Regions from separate parts of the Homo sapiens genome. Here region 1 is linked to region 2. A link is an interaction called in ENCODE POLR2A ChIA-PET data of the cell type or tissue named here. Cell type or tissue: Panc1. All regions are shown on one strand. Each heading gives the region's core, and the rest is flanking DNA. Links, peaks and the distances in the headings are about the cores only. Region 1 holds the start of SYN3-AS1 (SYN3 antisense RNA 1). Region 2 overlaps SYN3 (synapsin III).

Evidence for each region. Peaks named below come from ENCODE experiments on the same cell type or tissue, not always from the same donor. Only the 100,000 strongest peaks of a DNase experiment are listed, where the experiment ranks them.
Region 1: POLR2A ChIA-PET joins it to region 2 with 14 read pairs; 2 of 35 experiments call an interaction of 5 or more read pairs at or near these places.

What each region holds. Positions count from the first base shown.
Region 1 is chr22:32,572,682-32,578,058 of GRCh38, reverse strand. All of the region lies in intron 7 of SYN3 (synapsin III), which reads left to right. It overlaps SYN3-AS1 (SYN3 antisense RNA 1), which reads right to left and starts at 3,120. Exons shown (of 4, transcript XR_001755503.2): 1 at 1-3,120. In Panc1, for the core only: no CTCF peak of the experiment used is centred there; no DNase peak of the experiment used is centred there.
Region 2 is chr22:32,722,237-32,727,613 of GRCh38, reverse strand. The region is part of intron 6 of SYN3 (synapsin III); the gene reads left to right. Among named protein-coding and RNA genes, the nearest start is that of TIMP3, 77 kb to the left of the region's middle. In Panc1, for the core only: no CTCF peak of the experiment used is centred there; no DNase peak of the experiment used is centred there.

The DNA of each region.
Region 1 (5,377 bases), core at 113-5,112, 150 kb after region 2:
CTAGGCACTGGAGATGCAATATCAAACACAATCAAGTCCCTGCCCCATGCAGCTTACATGCTATGGAGGGAAGCAGATGAAGAAAAGAATAAACAAATAAATCTTCCATATATCAGGAGATGAGAAGGGCTCTGAAAAAGAAAGACACCAAGTAAGAGGCAGAGTGTGACGAATGTGATCAGAGAAGCCTTTCTGTGAGGTGCCATGTAAAGGAAGGAGAGAGTGAGTCATGTGGACATGTGGAGGAAGGGCATGACAGCAGAAGGAACAGCACAGACGAAGGCCCTGGGGCAGGAACAGGGAGGTCAAGGAACAGGGAGGAGGCCAATGGAGCAGGAGTGAGTGCTTGAGGTAAAAAGTGGTAGGAAATAAGCTCCCAGAGTGAGGACAGGTGGTGGAGGAAGATCATGTAGACAATGTACTGTGATCAAGGCAGAATGAATAAACTCTAAAGCAGAAATATAAGCCAAGAGCTGAGAATCCAGTTAGAGTCATGATGGAGGACAAATCTCCAATGATATTTTCATTTATCAAAAAAACATGTAAGTGTGTGTAGACGCTGTACTTAGACAACCACAACAGTGTGAGGATCCAAAGATGAATGGACATTGGGCCTCCCAAGGGGGTCCCTTTCTAGCAGGAATCTAGCCATGCAAGCAAATGATTACATTGTCATAGCAGGAAATGTCATGGGCAACAGGAGCCCCTTCGAGGGGGTCCCAGGGAAGACTTCCATAAAGGTGGGAAACTTCAGCTGTGTCTCCAAAGATAAGGAGACATCGCAGGTAGAAAAAGCAGAGCAAACTGTCCAACACAGCAGGACCTACACACAAAAGCATAAAGGCCCAAGCAAGCTGCTCAGAATGGGGGGAAGCAGCGATGCTTAACCCTGGCAGTGCATTCGAAGCACCCGGGAAGCTTGTAAATTCCACTTCTGCCCAGGGCCTAATCCCAGGGACTCTAATGTGATTGACTGGAGTAAGGCCCAGATGCTGGCATTGTATTATCCCCTGGTGATGCTAATGTGAAGCCAGTGTGGACAAGCCCTGGGCTGGAGTGAGGCCAGGAAGAGAAAGTGAGACTGGGGCCAGATCATGAGAGTGTTTCATGCTACACTCTAGAATACAGGCTTTATCTTCTTGGTGAGAGAGACCCACTGGTGGGTTTCAAGCAAAGAATAGGCATGGTCAGATTCATAAGGGAAAAAAGGCGTCCTGGCAGTGGTGTGAAGAGAAGAGAGGGGTGGGGGTTGGAAGCGGGGGATTAGGGCCCCATTAGGAAGAAACTGCGGCAGTTCAGAGAAGAGATGATAAGGGTTTGTACCCAGGCAGGAAGCAAGGCCGTGAGGAATGAGATAAGGATGCAGTCGAGTGATATGAAAAACGGCAGACTTGAATGAATTTGGGAACTGACTGTGCCAGGCGGGAAAAGAACTCAAGATTATCACGATTCCATTACTGAAGTGTACAATCAAGAAAAAATGGCTTGAAGGGGAAAGAGAATGGGTTCAGGTTTTAACATTTTGAATTTGAAATACCTTACGGAAAATAGTCACCATCATAAACCGTGTATTTATTGACCGCATACTAGGTGCCAGGCCCTGTGCTTCGTAGTTCATGTGCGTTTTCCTACTCAGTTGTCACAGCAGCTCTCTGGGGTAGGTAATCTGATTAAACCCATTTACAGAAGGGAAAACTGAAGCTCAGACAAGCGAAGCCAGTGGGAAGAATGGTGAATTACATCCATTATGGTGTGCACGGGATACTCGGCACAGAGCTTGGCACATGGTGAATGCTCAGAGAATGGCCATACTATTAATAGTTATTATCTCTTCCCCACTGTGGGAAGACCTCAAGCCAGGTCTGCGAGAGAGGGAATCAGGAATACTTGGGAGCCCTGTGGATATGTGGGTGCCTCAGAGTGTCTATATGTCGATAGAACCATACTCAGGCCATTGCTTCATTTTATTTCCGGCTTCCTAATGAGGGCATCTCAAATACTCTTGATATTACCCCCTCACCAGCCCTATCCCACGACCGCTCATCATTATTTTATTTTTTTAAATTTCTTCCTACAAAGTTAATCTCAATGTACTCACATCTGTTCTGTTCTGTGAGGGAAATTGTGTTGTTGGCCACGCAGCCGGAATAGGTTTGTTTTTTTTTGTTTGTTTTGTTTTGTTTTTTGTCTTGAGGAAAGAAGGGGAACTTTATTTATTTTTTAATATAGCTCCTCTTGCCTGGTCCCATGCCAAATAAACAAAGCTGCTATTCATTTCCGTATCTCCCCATCTCTACCGTGCCCAGAGTCATTTTAGCAGCAGCGCCTCTTGGGCTGCCTCTCCGAGAGCCTGGAACAGCAAATAAGAATGTCCTAAAAGTGAGTGCTGTGAAAATAGAATCCTATTTAATGAGACCGCAGAGAGCAAGACCGTTGCTCTCTTGGTGAGTGGAGGAGCAAACATTATGTTTAAAGTTGTGGTCGGAAAATGCTGGATCCTCAAATGTGGCCTCAGCTAAAAGCATCAGCCAGTGCATCGCAGGTCATGACTCAGGGGCAGGTAGCTGAGGCAGCTGCAGGAAGAACTTAGAACCAGGCTGCCGCCCTCTGGAAGACCCCCACCCCCATGCTTGGGGAACCCCCACCCACTCCCTCGCCAGAACACGTCTGTCATGGTCCTTCTCTTCTTGCCACCGCATCTCAATATCAAAGCTGACTCGACTTGTGTCCCATTCATGGAATCACAAGTATTGGGGTTAAAGAGGACTTCCAAAGATGTGGCGTCCAACCTTCCACCCAATGCTTCCTCAACAGTGACCTGGCTTTGCTCTTTTGACTTTGAGCCCTTTGTCCAATGAACAATGAAAACACTTAGTATATTAAACAGATCCTAGTGGAGCTGTTCTGAATGAAAAAAGAAAAGAGATCTAGAGACCCACCCAGCCGGGCTCCCGGCATGGCGCCATTCCCTCCATAGAATTCAGTTTGAAAACCACCCGCTTAGGTCAAAAGAGGGCCTAGGTACCAGGGTCAGCATCCCTTTATTCATTCAGTAAATTGTTCCTAAACACCTGCTAGTGTGCAAGGAGCAGGGAATACATTTGCGAGTTTAAAAGACCAAGTCCCTACTCTCATAGAGCCCATATTTTGCTTATTATTTTGGAGGGTATAGAAAACTATTAATACAAAATAATTTCAGACAGTGCTAAGTGCGAGGAAAAACACAAAACAGAGTAATGCAATAGCATATGACTGGGAGTAACAGATGGGCTGCTTTAGATGGGATGATCCATCAGCTATTCAGATCATGAGAAGGCGCTGCCTAGCTATGGGACTGGCTGCAGCGAGAGCTTTGCAGGCAGAGGGAGTACCAAGGGCAAAGTCCCTGAGGCAACACTGAGCTTGGTGAGTTCTAGGAAGTAAAAGAGAGAGGGAGGGGGCAAGTGGTAGGAGATGAGGTCAGAGAAACCAGCAAGGCTAAACCACATTAGCCCCTGTAGGTGCATGTTATGAAACACTAGCAAGCGTGGGTTGTGTTCAGGTGCTGTTGGCATCGAACACGATGGTGATTTTTTTTAAAGAGATGGAGTCTGTCTCTGGTGCCCAGGCTGGAGTACAGTGACGTGATCATAGCTCACTGTAGCCTCAAACTCCTAGGCTCAAGCCATCCTCCCACCTCAGCCACCCAAGTAGCTGGGACTACTGGCGTGCACCACCAAACATGGCTACTTTTTTTATTTTGTTAGAGACAGGGTCTCACTATGTTGTCCAGGGTGATCTTACACTCCTGGCCTCAGGCGATCCTCCTGCTCAGCCTCCCGAGTGGCTGGGATTGTGGGTGTGAGCCACTGTACCCGGCTCACGATGGTGGTTTTATTTCCTGCCAAAATAATGAAATTTGGACACTTTCACTTCTTTCCTCATCAAGGAAAGGGCCCTGAGAGGGAGATGAGAGTCCTAACTTAAAAATAAAAAAACCCCAGCCAAGCTCAGTGGCTCATGCCTGTAATCCCAGCATTTTGAGGGGCCGAGGCGGGAGGATTGCCTGAGCTCAGGAGTTCGAGACCAGTCTGGGCAACATAGTGAAACCCCGTCTCTACTAAAATAAAAAAAAAAAAAAAATTAGCCGGGCGTGGCAGCGGGCACCCGTAATCCCAGCTACTCGGGAGGCTGAGGCAGGAGAATCACTTGAACCTGGGAGGCGGAGGATGCAGTGAGCCGAGATCACACCACTGCACTCCAGCCTGGGCGACACAGCGAGACTCTGTCTCCCAAAAAAAAAAAAAAAAAAAAACCCCTTCCTTCCCCTGTGAGTTTTCCTTTCCTTTTCCTTTCCAGTTGTACCACCAAAACAGAGTGACTTCCTCTCGGGGGCTGCTGTGTCCTCTTTCAAAACATGAGTGAACTGGGCCACTCAAAACTCTCCTTTTGCATGAAATCCTACAGGAAACTTGAAATCATGGATAAAAGTAGCATTAGATTAGCTGTAATTTTATTCAATAACTTTTCATTTACAACATGTATGATAGAGTTCATCAAGAGAACAATAAGGCCCTTTTGATGAACTCAGTCCTATATTAGCCTCAGCACCCAACTTCCCTTTCTATTTTGTGTCCTTGAATAGCATAGTGTTGACAAAATCACCAGTATTTTACCGGCTTTCTCTGCAATCTCCAAATAAACCAAGATGGAAGGAGAGGCCTTATTCTGAGGATTGCACCAGAAAAGGTCACCCAGGCAGCTCATGTGTGTGGAACATTTGAGTGTCCTTTTTGGATGCTTTAAAGTCAAGCTTTTAAATATTTTATTTTAACAAAATGACAATCAAGCCATTTGTGCAACATGTCATATCCTTACCTGGAATACTGAAAACAGTCATAAACTGTCTTCCAGCCAGTGGTGTGCTGGCAAACTGGCTCTCTGGGGAAAACAGGGGGGAACCCTAATATGTTGTGTTTGCCAGTTTCTGGGGTATAAATATTTCCACCACAAATGATTTCAACCTAACAATGATCTAATAACTGGCTGACAAGATGTCTAAATATTTAACAATCACCTCTTATAAGCAAGTCTGAGCCAGCTCCGGGACACCATTGCTTCCAGCCCTTATCCATGGTTGGTGTTCTTGAGTCGAGCCCCCTCGAATGCTATCATCTGAAAACAAACACCCGCAGTGGCAACGCAAGGCCCTGATAACTTTGGCTGGAGCCAAGGAGGGCCAGTGAGAGTGAGATGGGGAACAGAGGAGTGGAAGACACGAGCTGGAGTTGCTGAAGTCCTGGGGCTGGTGTATTGTCAGAAATGGCCAGAGAGCCAGATATAGTGGCTCCCATCTATAATTCTGACACTTTGGGAGACTGAGGCAGGAGGATTGCTT
Region 2 (5,377 bases), core at 272-5,271:
CTTTTACACCGTTGGTAGGAGCATAAATTAGTTCAACCATTGTGTGGCAATTCTTCAAAAACCTGGAGGCAGAAATACCATTTGACCCAGCAACCCCATTACTGGGTGTATACCCCAAGGAATATAAATCATTCTATTATAAAGATATGTGTATGCAGCACTATTCACAGTAGCAAAGCACTATTCACAATGGCAAAGGCATGGAATCAACCTAAATGCCCATCAATGGTAGACTGGATAAGGAAAATGTGGTACATATACACCATGGAATAATATGCAGCAATTAAAAGGAATGAGATCATGTCCTTTGCAGGGACATGAATGGGGCTGTAAGCCATTATCCTCAGCAAACTAATGCAGGAACAGAAAACCAAATAACGCATGTTCTCACGTATAAGTGGGGGCAGAATGATGAGAACACAAGGACACATGGGGGAAACAACACACACTGAGCCTTGCAGGAGGGTGGAGGTGGGAGGAGGGAGAGCTGCAGGAACAATAACTAATGGATGCTGGGCTTAATACCTAGGTGATGGGATGATCCATGCAGCAAACCACCATGGCCACGTATGTAAGGAAGCTGCATATCCTGCACATGTATCCCTGAACTTAAAGTAACAGTTGGGGAAAAAAAAAAAAAAACTTCATTCCAGTTTCAATGCAAGCATTGGAGGGTTCTAGACAGGGAAGGGACTGCAAATGATTCTGTCTTCTATCTGTAGAAGATCTTCTGGGTGCTTTGTTGAGAATGGGTTGTGGGATAGTAAGAATGGAGGCTGAGGAACCACTTAAGAGGCCAGTTCAGCTGAAACAAGAGTGTCACCGTTGCCCTTAAATAGTTTCTTCAGGTTTTTCCTCTAATGCCCTCCTGGCCTTTGAGGATGTAATGCAGACAAAGAGACCAGGGAAGTCCAGATCCATTTTGTCCCGTTCAAGCTTCTTTTCTCCAACCCATGTCATATCCCAGCACCCTCCCCCTTGCAAAACATGAGCTCTCATACATGAAAATGAAGGCTGATTCAGATGCACTAGGGAGTGGCAGAGATAGGAGACGAGAGCTGTTGTCATCAACAGCCAGATCACAATGCCACATTTTGTGGGCATGACACTGTAAAGCCCATATGGATATAGAGTTCGGATCCCCTCTGAGTACCCCAAAAGAATCTATACTGGGGCCGAGTGTGGTGGCTCACACCTGTAATCCCAGCACTTTGGGAGGCCAAGGCGGGCAGATCATGATGTCAGGAGATCAAGAACATCCTGGCCAACATGGTGAAACCCTGTCTCTACCAAAAATACAAAAATTAGCTGGGCGTGGTGGCGTATGCCTATAATCCCAGCTACTTGGGAAGCTGAGGCAAGAGAATCTCTTGAACCCGGGAAGCGGAGGTTGCAGTGAGCCAAGATCGTGCCACTGCACTCCAGCCTGGTGACAGAGTGAGACTTCATCTCAAAAAAAAAATAAAAATCTATACTGGATTACTAGTTATTATTATCTAGACTTTATTGAATATTTCATGGGAAATATGAAGACTAGACCTCACATGGCACACCTTACATATTCCTGTTTTCTCCAAGACCCTGTCCTAGGATAAAAAAGATGAAAAGGAGGCATGTACCAGGAAGGAGCCAGAGCAAGCAGGGCCTTGTATGTCATGCTCAGGGGAGCTTTTACGTATTTTGGGGATTATGCAAAAAATAAGACTCAAACTACACATAGCGGAGAATAGAGCTACAGTGACCAACGTCAGACTAAATATTGACTAAGCATATTTGCTTCCTGAGGCTGCTATAACAAATGACCATACACTTAGTGGCTTAAAACAACACAAATTTATGATCTTCCTGTTTGGACGTCAGAAGTCTAAACTGGGTCAGCAGGGCTGGTTCTTTCTGGAGGATCTAGGGGAGGATCTGTTTCCTGATCTTTTCCAGCTCTGGAGGCCGCCTGCATGCCTTGGCTCATGGCCCCTGCCTCAGGTCACTCTGACCTCCGCCTCAGTCATCACATCTCCTCCTCTCACTCTGACTCTTCTGCCTCCTAATTTCACGGACCCATCAGCCCACGCGTAGAATGCAAGATAATCTCTCCATCTCAAGATCGTTCACTTCATCACATCAGCAAAGTCCCTTTTGGCATGCAAAGTGATCTGTTTACTGGCTCTGGGAATTAGGACATAGGCATCTTTGGAGTGGAGGGACGGGGAATTGTTCTAAAGACTGAAAGCAAAAGTTTGTGCCAAGTTTCATAAGAAATAGTTAAATCCTGTTTTATGGCCTCAGTTGGCATTCCAGCTCTGGAGTGGGGATGACCCTGTGCATTGTGTCCCCACTCCCAGGAAACCAGGGCATGCTTTACTGGGATCATCCTCCAAAGTAGCAAAAAAAACCTGCTGTGGTGGAAAGAAACCCTTGGGCATGGGTTCTCATCTCTGCACAGAAGAGGTGTGTTGTGTTGCGTTGTGTTGTGTTGTGTTGTGTTTGTTTTGTTTTGTTTGAGACAAAGTCTCACCCTGTCACCCAGGCTGGAGTGCAATGGCGCGATCTCGGCTCACTGGAACCTCCACCTTCTAGATTCAAACGATCCTGCCTCAGTCTCCCAAGTAGCTGGGATTACAGGTGTGCACCACCACACTTGGCTAATTTTTTGTATCTTTAGTAGAGACAGGATTTCACCATGTTGGCCAGGGTGGTCTTGAACTCCTGAACTCATGATCCGCCCACCTCAGCCTCCCAAAGTGCTGGGATTACAGGCGTGAGCCACCGCGCTCGGCCCAGAAGAGGTGTTTGGCCTACTCCTCTCAGCAGCCCTCTCCTCCCTGGGGCCAGGTTTTTCAGGATGCCAGAGTCCTAATGGCATCCTTCCCTCTCTTGCGCCATTTCTAGACATGTCAAAATTTACTCTCTCTGTCCCCGACACTTGACTGATCTCTTTGTGACAATGTGGCTGTCACTTACTGGGCATTTAATACATGAAAAAAATAAAAACTTTATTGAGCTCTTACTATTTGTCAGACACTATACGAAGAGGTTCATATAGATTATCACACTGAATCCTTCCAGAAATCCTATTAGATAAGTAATGTTACTGTCCCTCATTTTATTAACAGGAAAAGGAGAAGAAGACACTGAGGCACAGAAAGGTTAGGTAACTTGCCTAAGATCACTCAGCTGGGAATAGGCAGAGTCTTTGTTGAACTCTGGTCTTCTGACCTGGAATTTATGCTCTTACAAAATTACCCTTCTGTAGTCCCAGATACATGGGAAGCTGAGGTAGGAGGCTCACTTGAGCCCAGGAGTTTGAGGCCACCCTGGGCAACATAGCAAGACCCTATCTCTAAAACAAAACAAAACAAAACAAAACAAAACAGAAAAGTACCCTATATTGGAAGAGGTGAATGGATGGAAGGCAGGAAATGCACTGACTGTTGTTAAATAGCATTGGCTTAGGTGCTAGAAAGTCTAGATTTCCTATCCTGCTTCACCACTCCTTGCTGGATGACTTGGACTAGTTTCTTCCCCTCTCTGGGCCTCAGTTTTAACAGATACAACATGAGGGGCTTGCATAGAAAGGAGCAGGTTTGCTCCGACACTAGCTTTCTGTGTGTCTAATGCTGGTAGCCTGTTGGTTACCACCCCACCTTGCTTTGACCTTTAAATATGCCCACAAGACGTGGCATTTGCTGTCACATGGCCACGTACGGTCAGCAGCACCAGGGCTAGGTTCCTGAGGCCCCCTCACGTGGCACGGCCTACAGCTCCCCTATCCCTGGGGCCTCCGGCAAGGATCCAGGCGGCAGCCGGCAGCGGCAAGCATGTGCTGTTTCTGTGGTTTCTACTTAGAACAGTTTCCTGTTTCAACCTGCCAGTTCCTTAAAAGCATTAGCTTGAGGTTTTGCCGAATGACTCCGCTCTATTTTCATAAAGGGGTGGAGGGGCTCCTCCTGGGAGCCGAGCCCAGAGCTGAAATTCCACATGAATTAAGGGTATATCGAGCTTGGAAGTTCATCTCCTGAAAATAGTCTGGCTTGGGGTGACTTTCAGAGAATAGGGAGAGTTCCTCCACCAGCCAGATTCTTGGGCCCAACTTGTCTAAGAGGCTGCCTCCATTCCCTTATCTGGGCCTCAGTTTCTCCATATCTTACATGAGAGGGCTGGATCTTCTCTCCAGATTCTAGGCAGTCCCCACGTCTCTGTTTAGTGTATATGAAAGTAATGAGCACAGTAGTAGCCAACACATGTATAGCCCTTCCTGCACTGTTCTAAGCACTTTATAAATGTTGATCCTCTGAAGTGAACACTCTTCCTGTCCCCATTTTATAGATGGGAAACAGAAGCAAGTGATGTTGACTAATTTGCCCATGCTCACGTTACCTTCAAGTGGTCAAGTCAGGAGTTGAACCCTGGTGATCTGGCTCCAGAGCCCTTGCTGCTGGCTCTCTCAAAATAAGACCTTTCTGGCGGCAGATGGCTTACTATTGAGCAGGGCGCAGTAGGTGTGATCTCAGAGGGCTCAGGTTTGAGTCTTGGATTCATCATCTGCGTGACCTTGGGAAAGTCACTCAATTCTTTGGAACCTCCATTTTCTCATCAATGAAATGGAGCTAGTTGAACCCATGTTGTTGATCTGCCATAGTGTGTAGGCAATTTGAGGTGAAGATTATTTATGAAGAAGCTCGGGACCAAGACAAGCAGTCTCGTAACATAGGCTTTTATTATTATTCCCATATTTCACATCTCCTACTCCCGCCCTCGGTTCTGGGGTTATTAGCTAGATCTGCTTTTACTAGGGAGGGACTCCAGAAGGAAGGTCCAACTGGAATGCTGACAGCTCCAAAGCCACCTTCCTAGCCTAGAGATAGGGTTTGGGGGACTGGCAGTGACTTCTTAGCAGCCTTGAGTCAGCTGTCCAGAGTGGATGGCCCTGTGAGAGCCAACACTTCCTCCCCACCCCTGTGAGGCATCTGGGTACGGGTGGAGCCCCGTGGGAAACTGGCCTCGGCCACCAATTCCAGACTTCTATCCGCCTGACTCCTTGGCACTGTCCGAGTAAGAGACATCTCCAATTTAATCCACCCAAACAGAACTCTTGATTTCCCCCTTGAAATCTACTCTTCCCTTGGTCTTCTCTATCTCAGTGAGGGGCATGACCCAGGTTGCTCAACCTAAAACCCTCCATTCACCTTTTTTCCTTCACAGCCTGTATCCGAGCCATGTGCAAATTATGTGGACTCTTTGATTCGATCTCCAAATTTTTTCCCGACTCTGCTGTCTTTTCTCCACCTTGGTACACCATCAAGGGTCAAGGGAGAGGTGCTGGTAGCCACCATCGTTGTTTATTTAGTCTACTTAGGCAACCCCAACTCACCACCCTGTG